Linked DNA regions of Homo sapiens: region 1 is linked to region 2. Evidence: read pairs that join two places in POLR2A ChIA-PET (ENCODE). Cell type or tissue: Panc1. All regions are shown on one strand. Region 1 overlaps NR2C1 (nuclear receptor subfamily 2 group C member 1). Region 2 overlaps FGD6 (FYVE, RhoGEF and PH domain containing 6).

Region 1 (5,000 bases), 50 kb after region 2:
TAATACACCTGCTTTTTGACTGCAACCCATCATGAGAGGTCAGGTGTGAAATTTCCACTTGTGGCATCATGTTGGTGCTCAAAAAGTTTCTGATTTTAGAGCATTTTGGATTTTAGTATTAGGAATGCTTAACCTACATTTCTATTTTCACTTAGAAAATTTAAGGCATAGTAAGTTTTCACTGAAAACCTGCATTCATTATGAAAGGTTATATTCTAAATGACAAAATCAGTAAGTGAATATTAGAAGATTAGAAATGTGGTCTTAAAACCTAGGAATTTTTTCTTCTAAAGATGAAGATGTGTATGGAGAGCGAAACACTTGTCTTTCTAGGCAATCATATTGATCCTGCTCCTCAATTTCTAGTGATGAAAATTAATGTAAAAGGTTTAGTTTAATCAACTACAGTTTTAAGTTACAGTTGAAGAAAGTAGTATCAGAATTCTGTTTTTTATTCTGTAAATATTAATGCTTAGGATATAGAAACAGTTTATTCAGGGTTTTCCTACACTGCGTTTATCATTTAAAATATTGAATAAGCTGAACACATTAGTGTATAGGAGGCTGAGGCGGGAAGATCACTTCAGCCTGGGATTTTGAGTCAACCGGCAACTAGACCCCATCTCTAAAGGAAAAAAAAAGATATGATAAAAATACGCTGAATTGGCCGGGCACGGTGGCGTATGCCTGTAATCCTACCACTTTAGGAGGCCGAGAGGGGTGGATCACCTGAGGTCAGGAGTTTGAGACCAGCCTGGCCAACATGGTGAAACCCCATCTCTACTAAAAATGAAAAAATTAGCTGGGTGTGGTGGCGCATGCCTGTAATCCCAGCTACTTGGTAGGCTGAGGCAGGAGAACCGCTTGAACCCCAGAGATGGAGGTTGCAGTGAGCCGAGGTCACGCCACTGTACTCTAGCCTGGGCGACAAAACGAGAGTCTGTCTCAAACAACAACAAAACATAATATATATACTGAATAAACTACATTTAAGAGTCACAATAAGTAATACTTTGTTGAACATGAGATTTTAAGAAACTCTAGGAGGCTTATTGAAAAATATGGGGAACTATTTTGAGTAATTATTTGCTAACATTAGTTTGTTATTATTCTAATATCAAATTGTTACAGTTTAGATTTAGCTATGTGACCACACATTTTAAAATACTCTCTGCCCGGGTGCAGTAGCTCATGCCTGTAATCTCAGCACTTTGGGAGGCCAAGGTGGCAGGATTGCTTGAGTCCAGGAGTTGGGAGACCAGCCTTAGCAACATAGTGAGGCCCAGTTTCTACAGATAATTTAAAAATTAGCTGAGCATGGTGGTGCGCACATGTAGTCCCAGCTGCTCGGGAGGTTGAGGTGGGAGGATCGCTTGCTTGAACCCAGGAGTTCAGGATTACAGTGAGCCATGATCATGCCACTGCACTCCAGCCTTGCTGACACAGGGAGAATGTGTTTCAAAAATAAACATGAGTAAAATGTTTTCTGAATTTTTAAATAAAATTTAAGACCTATTGTACTGTGTATAATAAAGTTGACATAAGTTCTTACCCTTGTTCTAAGTAACTTTTGTATACAAAATAAATAGGCTGATAGTCTTGTAGTATCATATATATATATATCATACATATAATGTTCTTAAAAAATAATTAATTGAAAAGAATTTCGTTTAATTGAGACAGGGTCTTGCTGTGTCACCCAGGCTGGAGTACAGTGGTGTGATCATAGCTCACTGCAGCCCTGCCCTCCTGGACTCAAGCGATAAAATATATAACTTTTAAAAACATATTATTATATGAAAATATGAAGATGCTTCTCCCCCTTAATTATGCAAGATTTTAAAAAGAGACTTTAGGCCAGGCATGTGGCTTATACCTGTAATCCCAGCACTTTGGAAGGCTGAGGCGGGCATATCACTTGAGTTCTAGACCAGCCTGGCCAGTTTTTTAGGCTTAAATCTTAATTCCAGAATCCTATGTAGAATTGTTATTTTATTGCGGTGTTTGGTCAAGCTCATAGCTTCTGATGTCTTCATACAGGGCATTTGACACTCTTGCAAAAGCATTGAATCCTGGAGAGAGCACAGCCTGCCAGAGCTCAGTAGCGGGCATGGAAGGAAGTGTACACCTAATCACTGGAGATTCAAGCATAAATTACACCGAAAAAGAGGGGCCACTTCTCAGCGATTCACATGTAGCTTTCAGGGTATTTCTATATGTTTTTTTTAACTTGTATGTTGTGTTGCTTGATTTTGATCTACCTTTCAAAAATCAAAGTATGTTTGTTGTGCTTTTAAAGTCAGAAATATCCCTGATAGAATTTCAGAACAGCAGCTAAAACACTCATCTGGGCCAGGCACAGTGGCTTATGCCTGTAATCCTGGCATTTTGGGAGGCCAAGGTGGGCAGATCACCTGAGGTCAGGAGTTCGAGACCAGCCTGACCAACATGGAGAAACCCTGTCTCTACTAAAAATACAAAATCAGCCAGGTGTGATGGTGCATGCCTGTAATCCCAGCTACTCGGGAGGCTGAGGCAGGACAATCGATTGAACTCGGGAGGCGGAGGTTATGGTGAACCGAGATCACGCCATTGCACTCCAGCCTGGGCAACAAGAGCAAAACTCTGTCTCAAAAAAAAAAAAAAAAAAACTCATCTGCATATAGAAACAAAATGTCTTTAGGCTTTTCTCTTCTGTTTATCAAGATACTGAATAAGCTGGGCATGTTAGTGTGCATCTATGCAGGAGGCTAAAGCCTTATGTAGATAAGATAATGGCGTAATAAAGCATCCTGTTAAGTCAGTTATAATAGCAGTTATTGCGTTTAAAAGTTAGCTTTTATAACTTTTCAGCACATTTTGTTAAACTTTAAGTATTGGCATTCATGATGTGTTGAATGGACTGCTTTTGTTCAATGCCTAGCTACTACTATATCGTAATCAATAAGACCCAGATAGTTTGCTCTTACCATAGTAACTACAAAGAGCTCCATTTGTTATGTATCATCTTAATTAGCTGGCTTCCAGCATTATTATAAGATACAAATTGGCCAGGTGCAGCTGCTCCCACCTGTCATCGCAGTACTTTGGGAGGCTGAGGCCAGAGGATTGCATGAGTCCAGGAGTTGGAGACCAGCCTGGGCAACATGCCGAGACCTCATCTCTATTATAAATTAAAATTACATAATAAAATTTAAAAAGATACAAATTATTTAATATATTTTAACTTTTAGTTTTTAACTTACACTTTTTAGCCATTTTGGAGAAGGTACATTTATAATTTATTTTGTTCCCATAAATAATTGTGGGTTTTGCCATTACTTTTAAGGCTGCAATTACTTTTTCACCAACCTAATTTATTTATGACAGAAACAATACATGCAGAATACTAGAAATAATACATGTAGAAGACTAGAAAATCACTTTCTACTATTTGTCATTCAAATAATGCTTGGACAGAGTTATAGCCATGCTCACTGTGGAGACCTTACATTACGATCCTGTTGTTTTGACTCTTCCATTTTAACCACTCAGCTGTGGATACTCTTAGCAAGATGTATGCAAAGGGATTGAATGCATATAGATTTCACTTAGCAATATATAGCAGTCTTGGAATACCTGAGGGTGACTGCTCATACTTTTACTATAGATTATAAAATTCCATGGATTTTTTTAGGAGAATATGTACAGCTATCAAATAAATATGTATACCAGTAGAAGTTATGAGTGCAAAGTAATATTTGTATCTATAAAATTTGACTTGGTAGAAATAGCCACAGAGAAAACTCAGTGGCTTAAAATAGTGTAATTTGATGTAGTCAATAAAATATATCAGTGAAGCCAATTTTTATGTAAAATTTTACCAAAGATAATTTACATGGAAAAAATTAGAAATTTTTTTTCTACACTCTACAGGAAAATTTTTTATGAGTGCTATAAGAAAAAGTAATTGGAATAATCAGTATCATTCTAAAAAATTATGGTAAGATTTATGGACAAGGGTGGAGCAAGGCAAAACTTGATTTTTCCCATTGTTCTTTCGTATTCTAAATAAAAGATACTCTTTTGTTTTCTTAGGTTTATGTTCTGCTTTGGATTTAAATGGGAGGAAGGATGAAATGAGACAGATGTAGGAACAGGACCCATTGTGAGGGAAAAGGACCAGAGTGCTCTTTAGAAAGTAGGGGTAGTTTACCTGTTTATTGTTAATGTTGGTCCTCAAAGTTTTTGATTGCTTGAAATGTTTTGGACAGAAGAATTTGGCAAATTACAACTTTTTTTTCTTCTTAGGATTGGCTTTTGTCATTCCCATCTTTGTCTTCCTAAGTATCCTCACAGTCAGCACTATAAAGTTTCTTACTCTCCTGAAAAGGACCACTTCATCTTTCTCGGAGTCTTACAGCCTTGTGAAGTCAAATGTTTGACTTTTCAGTGATTTCCCTGCTTAGCTCCTAGAGTCTGGTAATTTCATGGTTCTCACATTGAAGTTTTCTGATCATGGGTTTCAAGACCTTACATCTGTAATCAAACAACTCAGTCCTTTCTTACTTGCTGAGCTGAATAGCATTTTGTTCCTCTGTTGCATTTCTATGTACACTGTAGTTTGCAGCATATTTTCACATACACTGTTTCCTTTGGGCCTCACCACATAAGCTGAGGTTAGAATTTTTAATTTTTTTTTTCTTTGTGAGATAGGGTCTCACTCTCACCCAGGCTGGAGCGCAGTGGCATAATCACAGCTCACTGCAGCCTCGACCTCCTGGGCTCAAGGGATTCTCCTGCTTCAGTCTTTCATGTTGCTGAGACCACAGGCATGTGCCACCACACCCAGCTAATTTAAAAAATTTTTGTGTAGAGATGGGATCTCACTTTGTTGTCCAGGCTTATCTTATACTCCTGGCCTCAAGTGATCCTCTCACTTCGGCCTCCCGAAGTGCTGGGATTACAAGTGTAACCCACCATACCTGGTAGGGTTAGAATTTTTATTCTCATTTGGTGGA
Region 2 (5,000 bases):
AAGTCAAGTTTTAATTGCACTTCTATTTCCCAAGTAAAAATGAGCCTTGGTGAAAAACAGTAATCTATTTTATTAAGATTAAATCATTCAAGAAATTATAGTGAATGTTTCTTTCCTTGGTTGTTAGGTGAATATCTGGATGTTCATGATTTCCAGATCAGTACCAGACAGGTGTAATGAACAGCTCTGATCAAGATTTATATTTCTGTGACTTTTTTCTTTTTTGTGACAGAGTCTCGCTCTGTTGCCCAGGAGTGCAGTGACGCGATCTTGGCTCACTGCAACCTCCACCTCCCGGGTTCGAGCAATTCTTCTGCCCTAGCCTTCCGAGTCACTGGGACTACAGGGGTGCGCCGCCATGCCCGGCTAATTTTTTTTTTTTTTTTGTATTTTTAGTAGAGATGGGGTTTCACCATGTTGGCCAGGCTGGTCTTGAACTCCTGACCTCAAGTGATCCACTCACCTTGGCCTCCCAAAGTGCTGGGATTACAGCCGTGAGCCACCATGCCCAGCAACATAACTATTTCCATTCTTCTTATCAATCAAGGTGGCAACCTCTCTTCCGCTGTCAGCTGGAGAGAGATAACTACCCCGTGAATCTCATCCAAGTTCCTGCCAGTGGTAGCTGGGTAGACAGCTTCAGTTTCTTGTCAGGAGCAAAAATAAACACCATAAGCTCTGACACCCATTCCCTTTTCTTCCAACTCAGGAGGATCCAGCATGCCCAACAAGACGGCAAGGTCCTGATCCTTACCATCAATGTTGGGAAAAGGGCATTTTTCTGTTCGCTCATCACTATTGTAAGCATTGATATCCTTGCTCCAGGCAAGATGGTCCTCAGCACTGTCTGTTGCAAGGGCAGTCAACTTCACATTGCTCTTGGTGAATTCTGGTGCCAGCTTTGCAGCTCTGCCAAGCTCCATAGTGCACACTGGTTTAGAGTCCCAAGGGTGGGAAAAAAGAATGCCACAGGAGTCTCCTAGAAAGTCGTGGGAACAGATACAGCCAACAGTGCGATTAGCCTCCGAGTTGGGAGCCTTGTGGATGGCAGCAGTAGTGACATGGTGGGCGAGACAGTGTAGCCACGGCAGCAAGCAGCCAGCTGGTCTGGGCAGTCCTGTTTGTGCTTTTGTTAGTAGTCTGGGGCTTAGTGATAAGCAGTGATAACTGAGAGCAATCATTGCTGAGTCAAACTAACTTTAGTGATGAGAGAAAGTCATTGTTTGGAGACTGGCATATGGAGAGCTATGAGGGAAGGCGATTGTCTGCTATCAACCATTAACAAATGTTTACTGGGCATCACCTACCCTGTCCAGGAGCTGGGGGTGTGCAATCCCTGTCCTTAAGGATAAGCTTTTATTCTAAAGTGGGAGATACATAATAATCAGGTTTATTTATATCTATGCACATAGAAATAATTTGGAGTATTCAATGTTATAAAGAAGAATAAAGTAGGCTGAGCAGATAGAAAGTGATGAGGTCAAGAACTTATATGGGGTGGGGGGGGGGGGGATCAGAAAAGTTATCTCTGAGGAGCATCAGAGACCAGAAGCAAATCCCAGATGGAAGGAACAGCAGGAACAAAAGACATACCAGGGAGGCAGGAAAGGGTATAGTATGTTAAAGAAACAGCAAGAATTCCAATATAGGTAGAGCCTAGTACTCCGGGGAGAGCCTAGTACTCCCCTAGTACCAGGGGAGATTAAATGTGAGTTACAGTTTAGGGGCAAGAGTTAGGGGCCACCCATAGTAAGGTCATTGAATTTTTAAGAGTTTTCAGCTAAGTGATAATATCTAATTTATGTTTGTGAAAGATCACACCGGCTTCTTTGTAGAAGACAGACCATCAGGAGACTACAGTAGAAGTTGGGCAGCCAGGTAGTGAGTGCCCAGCAGATGATGGTGTGTCTTGGGTTAAAGTGATGAACAATGGTATGAATCAGAAAAAAACCCAATAGGATTACTAATGGGCTGAATGTGGGCTCTGCAGGGGAAATCATTGAACTGAAAAGTTCTTGATAAAGGAAAAATAAATTTCCAAGGGAGGATCAAGCTGGCATGAGGGAAAGAGAGCTAAGGCATATTGAATGTCATCGGTATGCCATGCTCTCCTTCCAGATTCCTCCAACCAGTTAGGCAGGTACTGCATCCCATATTAAAGTGGGTAAGGAGTCTCTCCATCTCTTCCCACCAACACACTGCATGCTCCATCAGCACGGATCTGCGTGTGACTCCATGCATGCCAGACAACTCCACAGCCATCTGCCTTCCACAGGTGTTACCTCCACCTGCAGTTCATCCCTTCGTTCAGTAAGGAATATGGAGCCTCTACCTTGGGCCAGGCATTGTGCTGCGCATCGGGACACAGTGGATTAAAAATTAAAAGGGTCAAGTCAGGTGCAGTGGCTCACGCCTATAATCCCAACACTTTCAGAGGCCAAGGCAGGCGGACCACTTAAGGTCAGGAGTTCAAGACCAGCCTGGCCAACATGGTGAAACCCCGTTTAATATTTTACATTAAAATATAAAAATTAGCTGGGCATAGTGGCACACGCCTGTAATCCCAGCTACTCTGGAGGCTGAGGCAGGAGAATTGCTTGAACTTGGGAGGCAGAAGTTACAGTGAGCCGAGATCGCACCACTACACTCCAACCTAGGCAACAGAGCGAGACTCCGTCTCAAAAAAAAAAAAAAAAAAAATTAAAAGGGCCCTTCCTTCACTGAGCTGACATTCCATGGAGGAGGACACGCACTTAGCAAATATTAACACAATTAAGTATTGTGGTGATTAAATGGTGCACAGAAAAAGTACCAGGGGCTAGGAGGCTGTAAAGCAAAGGACCTTAAACTGCAATGGGGGAGAGAGGGCAGCCTCTTTCCTACAAACCCTGCTGTTTATATTGACTTAGGAAAGATAAGTAGGAGTCAGAGGGGCAAAGAGGAAAAAGGAAGAGCCTCCTGGTCATTAGGAGCACTGTGTACAAAGGTCCTTAGGTGAGAAGGGGCATGACATATTCAGAGAATTGGAAGGTCAGTGTGGCACGAGCTCAAGAATGAGGAAGAGAATGACCCAGGATAAGCCTGGAGGGACAGGTGACTTAGATGGTGCAGAACCATCTTGTGGGATTTGGTCTTTAGCCTAAGAGCCACAGGAAACCGCTGAAAGGCTTATACAAGGGAATGATGTGATCAGATTGGCATTTTTTAAAGAGTATCCGGCTGCTGCATGGAATCTGGTTTGGGAGGTGGCCTAAAGGAGGGGACTGATTGGACACAGGGTATAAGAGGAGTTCTTCAGAGGAGACTCCAGCATATACTATGAATTGGGAGATGGTGCCATGCACTGTGACAGGGAGCACTGGGAGAGGAACAGCTTTAGGGGAGAAATTGGGAGTTGAGTTTCAGGTGTGCATATGGAATGTGAGGTGCATATGCAACATCCAAATGCAGCCATCAAGGGGCAGTTTCTGTAAGGATCTGGATTTCAGAGGGAAGTAGGGGCCAGAGACATATATTTGGGCACCATTAGCTTAGAGATGACCACGGCTGGCAGACTGAATGAGGGTACACAGAGAGTTCCCTGCCAAACTCCTGTAACTCTTTAAGTCCTAACTTTGTCATCACCTTTGCAGAGCCATCCCTGCTACTTACATAAGGTAATTTACTACTTCTATGTTATTTATCTACATTTGTCATATCATATGTTAATACATGTTTCACCTCAATTCAGTGTGCATCCTTACAAGTGAGGTATATTTTGTGTGCCCAGTTCTTGGCTTAGGTCCTGGCTTAGTAGGCTCCCAGTGAATGTTACTCACAGCGTTACTCACAAATCAAAGTGATGTGGCCTTTGAACCTCAGAGAAGCATCCTGCAGTTAGTCCATGTAGTAAATGGTGTGGCATGGTCTTTTTTTTTTTTTTTTTTTTTTTTTGAGACAGAGTCTCACTTGTTGCCCAGGCTGGAGTGCAGTGGCACAATCTCAGCTCACTGCAACCACCACCTCCCAGGTTCAGGTGATTCTCCTGCCTCAGCCTCCTGAGTAGCAATGACTACAGGTGCGCACCGCCATGCCTGGCTAATTTTTGTATTTTTAGTAGAGACAGGGTTTTCACATGTTGGCCAGGCTGGTCTCGAACTCCTGACGTCAGGTGATCCACCCTCCTCGGCCTCCCAAAGTGCTGGGATTACGGGCATGAGCCACCACGCCCGGCCAGGTTTTTAACCCTTGGCAATTCATCCCAGTCATTGGGAAAGTGGTACTTACTTGACACAAATTTGCTTTCTTGTACTATACACATTCTATAAAGAAAATAATACTTGACTTAACAGTTTTTCAGTTTGAAGAAGATGCTGATTCTTCTGCTAATCATGTTACAAAAGGAGACTAGAATATCTCCACTGGATGCTGCGGGCAAATGTGTGTGGTCTGTGAGAAATGTGTTATCAAGAGCTGGTAAACATTGTCTTGGCAGAACCCCACACAGGAGAGAGCCAGGAATGATTAAATGAAAGAACAGCATATGTGACATGATTTACACAGTTGAATCACATTCCACATGCTCCCCGGGCTCCAGAAGAATCCAACAGCAATTCTCAAATTTACCATCTGCCTCTCTGCTTTCTGTTACTCTTCTGGTGAGGAGCCGGGGAGGGAGGGAGAGATGGTAATGTTTTATGAATGTTTGCTTGGAACCCTGAGCATGTATTCTCATCATGTAGTTCTGCAGAGAACATGAGCAGAGGCTAGCAATGACCTGGTGGTGAGAGGTCCAGTCCTTAACTACACTTGGGTTTAATAACAGCTCATCACTTAGTCTGTTGTCTATAAAGCAAATTATCAAACATTACTAATTCTCAGTTTCCTTACCTGTAAATGGTGAAGGTGGGTGATGATGTTGTAGTTGGGGGCAAGGGGTGTAAGATCCAATGTGTATTCCATGGGGAAGCTCTGAGGGTGAGACATGGTGACATTTGCTAAGCATTTAGCAGAGTTGGCTG

What was found. Peaks named below come from ENCODE experiments on the same cell type or tissue, not always from the same donor. Only the 100,000 strongest peaks of a DNase experiment are listed, where the experiment ranks them.
Region 1: POLR2A ChIA-PET joins it to region 2 with 6 read pairs; 4 of 35 experiments call an interaction of 5 or more read pairs at or near these places.

The regions. Positions count from the first base shown.
Region 1 is chr12:95,046,274-95,051,273 of GRCh38, reverse strand. It overlaps NR2C1 (nuclear receptor subfamily 2 group C member 1), which reads left to right. Exons shown (of 14, transcript NM_003297.4): 9 at 2,041-2,206. Among named protein-coding and RNA genes, the nearest start is that of NR2C1, 25 kb to the left of the region's middle. In Panc1, no CTCF peak of the experiment used is centred here; no DNase peak of the experiment used is centred here.
Region 2 is chr12:95,096,568-95,101,567 of GRCh38, reverse strand. All of the region lies in intron 14 of FGD6 (FYVE, RhoGEF and PH domain containing 6), which reads left to right. It also overlaps the pseudogene LOC100287148. Among named protein-coding and RNA genes, the nearest start is that of NR2C1, 25 kb to the right of the region's middle. In Panc1, no CTCF peak of the experiment used is centred here; no DNase peak of the experiment used is centred here; H3K27ac peaks cover 847 bases.